2 separate regions of the Homo sapiens genome follow, and region 2 is linked to region 1. A link is a contact called in ENCODE Hi-C or POLR2A ChIA-PET data. All regions are on one chromosome and are shown on one strand. The core of a region is the stretch at or near the end of the contact, and the rest is flanking DNA. Distances in the headings are between cores, read along the strand shown.

Region 1 (3,035 bases), core at 393-2,892:
TTTACAGATTCCGCCAGCTACTTTGGACATTTCCACTCCTCCTCTGGGCTGAACAGAATAAACAATGTGATTCTGATCTATAACCCCAAGAGGACTGCTGTCCCATTTATTAAAAACTCCATTTAATTTCATAGTGTATCAGTGTGACTTCAGTAAAAGGAGGATTTTTTTTTAAAAGAAAAGAACCCTAAATATAAATGACAAATAAGCATTTTCTTTCAAAGTAGTCACCCTGACATTCTAGGTACTTCCTCTACAATTATGGCTCTCAGTTTCTTCATCTGTAATATGGTACTGTTTGACTGGATTATCTCTTGGAGTGCTAGAATTCCAAGACTCCAGGATTCCATGCTGATGTTGCTCAGTACAAACTGACACACAAAAGACTTAAAGTTTTATAAGTGACAGAGATGACTCTGTTTATTCTGTCAATCATCAGAAAGTTTCACAAGTATGATTTCCATTTTACAGAAAAGAAAGTAAGGCTTAAAGTACTTAAGTAAAACTTCTAACATTCCAAATCAAACAGATGGCAGAGTCAGAATGAGGGCCCAGGTCTTTGCCTCAGTATTTAAACATGTATTAAATGTGACTATTTCAAAGTTTCCATCTAGAATGACCCAACATGATTACTCATCTAATACATGCCACTACTTCTTAAAATGTACTTTACCCTTAAAAAAATCAAGATGGGTCCTGCCGATCAATTCTAAAGAAGTTCCAGAACAGAATGGTTTTCAACATCATCATCATTAAAATAACATATTGGCCTCCAAGGTGAATATATTAGAAAAAGAAATATTGGCAATGGGAATATTGGCATGCTTGTGCTTTTATTTAATCTCATTCCGTACATCGGCTTCATCTGTTTTTTTCCTGGCCTGGCCCTCGCTATTATTTGCCAACACAGGATGATTTAAGGCTGAAACCACTCAGGACTGCAAACCCTGAAATGAGAGCCCTGTGAATTATAATCAGCAGATGTTTCCCACAAATGAGAAGAGAAGCCCAGTGCTTGCATTCTCTTTAGTTGTTAACAGACTTCTGTTTTCTTTCTGAAGGCTAAGTAAATAAATATATGTCCAGAAATGGGGACAGAAGATACCACTCTTGTACAACGTATTTTAATATACAGCAAGAGTTGCTTTGCTTTTTTCTGAGACATCAGTATGAGGAGACTATGAGGTTTAATGAAATCTGCATGGCAAGTGCAGTAGCTTGAAAAGAGCTTAGAAAGGAATTAACACGTAAATTATGTTGGACCTGAAAGGATTGGAGATTCAGTATTTGAGAGGAGAAAGTAAGGAAGGATTAGACTTTAAGAAAAAAAAAGAACCCATTACTTTTTTAACAATATATGTAAAGATGGAAATTGTTTTCTCTAACAGCACAGGAGCATATGATGTACTCGCTCATTAAAGCAAACGCACAAACTGAAAATCGAGGAAGACACAAACACAGGAAGACAAAGGGGAGAAGGCAGCGCAACCCGAAGAATCAGTTCCATGCCCTGTTAGGAAAAGCTGCCCCTGTGAGCTTCAGAGATAATGAGTTGTAATTCTACTCAGCGCAAAGAGGAGGACTGCTTAAATCACAGCAAGAAAGAATCCAATTACGTATACAGTAGAACTTTATCACAACTGTACTGAAATGACAGGAAGGAAGGGTTATTCATCACAGACCGTGGCCCTGTCTGGCTCCTCTCTGTGTTGCCGGCTCCAAGCAGAGACTGGCCACAGCCAAGGCTCGGCAAAGGTTTCTTTTTGGTTGTCTGTTCCCAGTTGGACGAGATGAAAACAAACAAAAAAAAATCCTGTTTACTGATTCACAGGCCAGTGTTTTATCAATTGGATGAGCATTTTTCAGAAGGCAGGTTGGGGCTTTGTGTTCAGGATTTTAGAGGCATGGCAGTTGAATTAATTAAAGCACTCATTCATTTGAATTAAAGATCCATTCAGCATTTCCTGGGCACGTATGACTGCCAGGATCTGGAGTTACAGAGGTAACAGTAGTAAGTTCCCCACTTGAGTTTGAGGAGAGGATAAAGGATGGGAACCAAACTCAGCAAAAGAGTCGGGACACATGAGCTGAGGCTCAGAGGACACAGAGAGAGTCCAGGAAGGGAATTGCTGGGAGAGAGCCTGGTAGGCCTGGGGAATTCCAAACAATTTTTCATGGCTCTTTCATGGTGTGCATCTGGCAGTGTGGCCACAATGTCTGGAGAGACTGCAGGAATTAGATCAGATCAGAGAGACCCTGCTGTTCAAGCTAGTGAATTTCAACTTTGCTCTCCCTGGAACTCAGAGTCAGAGATGCACCCTGCCAGGCCAGGGCTCCGGTGCCTGGGCCGCCCTTCCTCACTTCTTCTCTCTTTGTCTGCTGCCCGCTAGCCATGCCTTGCTCCTTTTCTGCCCTTTCTAGTCAATGCCTCAGTTAAGAGTCTCATATTTGAGATGAGAACTAGATTTCATTTGAAAGAAAGGCAGTTGAGGCCTCTTGCCAGGCAAGGCTGGGCATACTAACTAGGTTAGGTGTGGGCAGGGAGGAGGGACAGAGAGAAGTTGTCAGTACTAGGAACAAGTCTGGTCTGGAAGGAAGAACATAGCGTTTTAAGAAAATAATAAGAGAAAGAGGCAGTAATCAGGCTAAATGGCTGCATTACAGGTGTAGTCCTGGGCTGAGGGTGTCCTGACAAAGTGGCTGAACACAGAGATTATTAGCGCAGATAAAACACAGGTCCAGGTGGGGCAGCTGCCCAGAGGACTCTGTCTACAGGTCACAGGGCCTGCACCCCCTGGTCCAGGGTTCAGACCCAGCCCAGGGGAAATAAAGTTTGCAGGAACATCATGGAGTCATAAGTTGAGAAATACTAGGCCAATTGGCAGGTTACCTAAGCCAGGATTCAGGCAGGAGAAGCAAGACAGGATTCAGACAACAAAATAGAAGCCTGGGGTTTGGGGAAGGAGATAGACCCCTCAGTTATCAGATACGGAGCACAGGTCACAGCCTGACCAGCATAAAGCCTGCTTGGATGC
Region 2 (3,035 bases), core at 332-2,831, 400 kb before region 1:
TGTGAGGAGCCCCTCTGCCTGGCTGCCCAGTCTGGAAAGTGAGGAGCATCTCCGCCCGGCCGCCATCCCATCTAGGAAGTGAGGAGCGCCTCTTCCCAGCCGCCATCACATTTAGGAAGTGAGGAGCGTCTCTGCCCGGCCGCCCATCGTCTGAAATGTGGGGAGCGCCTCTGCCCCGCCGCCCCATCTGGGATGTGAGGAGCGCCTCTGCCCGGCCGAGACCCCGTCTGGGAGGTGAGGAGCGTCTCTGCCCGGCCGCCCCGTCTGAGAAGTGAGGAGACCCTCTGCCTGGCAACCGCCCCGTCTGAGAAGTGAGGAGCCCCTCCGCCCGGCAGCTGCCCCGTCTGAGAAGTGAGGAGCCTCTCCGCCCGGCAGCCACCCCATCTGGGAAGTAAGGAGCGTCTCCGCCCGGCAGCCACCCCGGCCGGGAGGGAGGTGGGGGGGTCAGCCCCCCGCCCGGCCAGCCGCCCCGTCCGGGAGGTGAGGGGCGCCTCCGCCCGGCCACCACCCCGTCTGGGAGGTGTGCCCAACAGCTCATTGAGAACGGGCCAGGATGACAATGGCGGCTTTGTGGAATAGAAAGGCGGGAAAGGTGGGGAAAAGATTGAGAAATCGGATGGTTGCCGTGTCTGTGTAGAAAGAAGTAGACATGGGAGACTTTTCATTTTGTTCTGCACTAAGAAAAATTCCTCTGCCTTGGGAATCCTGTTGATCTGTGACCTTACCCCCAACCCTGTGCTCCCTGAAACATGTGCTGTGTCCACTCAGGGTTAAATGGATTAAGGGCGGTGCAAGATGTGCTTTGTTAAACAGATGCTTGAAGGCAGCATGCTCGTTAAGAGTCATCACCAATCCCTAATCTCAAGTAATCAGGGACACAAACACTGCGGAAGGCCGCAGGGTCCTCTGCCTAGGAAAACCAGAGACCTTTGTTCACTTGTTTATCTGCTGACCTTCCCTCCACTATTGTCCCATGACCCTGCCAAATCCCCCTCTGTGAGAAACACCCAAGAATTATCAATAAAAAAATAAATTAAAAAAAAAAAAAAAAAAAAAAGAAAATCAGCTGGAGACCTCAACCTGCATTTTTAAGAGTCTGAGGGTCTTATTGGATTCATGCCTAGAACAGTTAGAGCCTAAAGGTATAAGGCTGTTGTCCATTGGCCACTGAGATGAGTCCTCAAGAAGAGGTAGCTACATTACAAATGGCCCACATTCACAGTTTATGAAAAGAAAGAATGCACAAGTATTTCCTGTACTTTTAATGTGATTCTCATGAAAGAGAATGCCAACCTAAAGCCATCTAAAGGGACTTGCCTATGAGGGCCATGTCAAGAACAATGGAACCCTAAAAGGAGTCTACCAAGAGCCAACAGTGAGGCCAAGCCCTGCCGACAGGAGAGGAAATCGTCTGTATCAGGGAAATCCAGGTGGGAGATGGGTAGCAGAGAGTGGGGGATGCTGAAAAACTCGAAGATTCCCAGGAAGAAGAACGAGCAGTCAGTGTAAACCTAGGCTCAAAGAAACAAGGATCACTGCATTACGAACCCCGAACTCTCTTATCTCCCTCCACTTCCCCCTTCAATCCCAGAAAGGTCAGAATCTGGGAACAGAGCCATGAATAGAGAAAAGTCCAGCCACACCCTGTTCTACTTGCTGGATTCCTACCTGAAACAGGCCTGGGTTAGAGCAGGGGAGAAGCTCTCATCTCCATTAGTAACAGAATTTTGATCAGTACCTAAGACTGAACATTAATTACTGAAATGAGACTGTTTTAGGCCTAGAATTAGCTAGGTCACTCTACTGTTTGAAAGAGACCAAAAAGCTTTAATTTCTTACATCATCCAAAAAGCCTGAGAAAGACTGTTCTCACATAGCCAATCTCAGGGGCCAAGCTAGGAAAGATTAAAGCTGTTTTCTGATTGTACCCTTCGAGTCTGGCTCATTTGCACAAAGGAGGCACTTGAGATTAGCCCTTTTCACGAAATACAGTGGGATGATGATAATATTACTATTACTTCCTCCCATTAAATAATTTCCAAATTAGATTATTTTTACCTATGTTCTTGGTGGGGGGGCAGGGTGTGGGGAGGGAACTTCTCTAAAACTATCACAACCGTAAGTGGCCCCTGACACAAGACATGCTTGTATTAACTAAATCTGTGGACACTGTGTGTCCAACCCTTTAAATTTTCGGCTGCTGATAGAAGAGAAAAAGCAAAGAAAAGATGTGAATGATTCCCATTAGGTGGCATCCCTTCTGAATGATTCAAACACCGGCAAAGGCGGCCCAGACAATTCATCACACTGGCAGCACCTGCTCCAGAGGCCCAGAGGTCTCTATCTGTAGAATAAAAACACAGGTGATGTTTCTCTTATACCCACCACCGGGTTTCCAGCTCACTCTCATCTCCCTCTTGGAACTGACTCTCCACTCCTTTTCTTCAGATTAACATTTAACTGCCATGATTAATATGCTTGTGCCAGCATTTACTCCCATCCTGACTAGTGCTATGACAGGGCATATGCAGCGCCCCAGGTAAGCTTTTTCAGAGTCAATCATCTAAGAGGCTCTAAATTATTTGGCAATTAAGCCATCACTGTGTTCCCATAGAACTCTGGCATTACAGGTTTGCTACTTGCAGAAAATCAGAAAAAAAAAAAAATACACACACACACACACACACACACACACACACAATTAAATGCATTCCACCCAAGCAGCACAATGACCAAACAAACTACAATGGACATTCACAGACAGACATATGCAAGCTGCTTACAGGATCCATAGGTGGCCCCGCCCTCCCTCATTCCGGCAGCGGCTGTGCTTGCTTACCTAGCCGTCTGGGCACCAGGTGAACCGGTTTAGCTCTGTTCTGCTCCTTCCACTTCTCCAGGTTGGCCAGCTCCTGCTCCGCAACTAAGCCAGGCGAGAAATATCAAATCGTCAATTATTAGACTTCTAAAAGAAAACCAGTCCCTTCAAAGCATAAGAAACAACTATTAGAAGGCAATTAACTATATGTGAGCAT

What was found. A loop is a pair of places that touch in the nucleus more often than their neighbours do. ChIA-PET counts read pairs that join two places held with the same protein, here RNA polymerase II (POLR2A). Pooled maps may share reads with other maps.
Region 2: a loop to region 1 is called in a map of ascending aorta, with 6 times the contacts of the local background. The contact joins two enhancer-like sites. A Hi-C loop is called at or near these places in 1 of 168 maps with a recorded cell type or tissue (ascending aorta) and 4 of 50 pooled maps. POLR2A ChIA-PET finds 5 or more read pairs at or near these places in 1 of 52 experiments (SK-N-SH).

Annotation. Positions count from the first base shown.
Region 1 is chr13:43,362,754-43,365,788 of GRCh38, forward strand. All of the region lies in intron 5 of ENOX1 (ecto-NOX disulfide-thiol exchanger 1), which reads right to left. Among named protein-coding and RNA genes, the nearest start is that of ENOX1-AS2, 85 kb to the right of the region's middle. Within about 2 kb of position 1,643, at least 9 of the 41 ENCODE cell types and tissues checked have a DNase peak (open chromatin) inside an H3K27ac peak, as active enhancers do.
Region 2 is chr13:42,966,255-42,969,289 of GRCh38, forward strand. It overlaps EPSTI1 (epithelial stromal interaction 1), which reads right to left. Exons shown (of 11, transcript NM_033255.5): 3 at 2,840-2,923. Among named protein-coding and RNA genes, the nearest start is that of EPSTI1, 24 kb to the right of the region's middle. Within about 2 kb of position 1,582, at least 3 of the 41 ENCODE cell types and tissues checked have a DNase peak (open chromatin) inside an H3K27ac peak, as active enhancers do.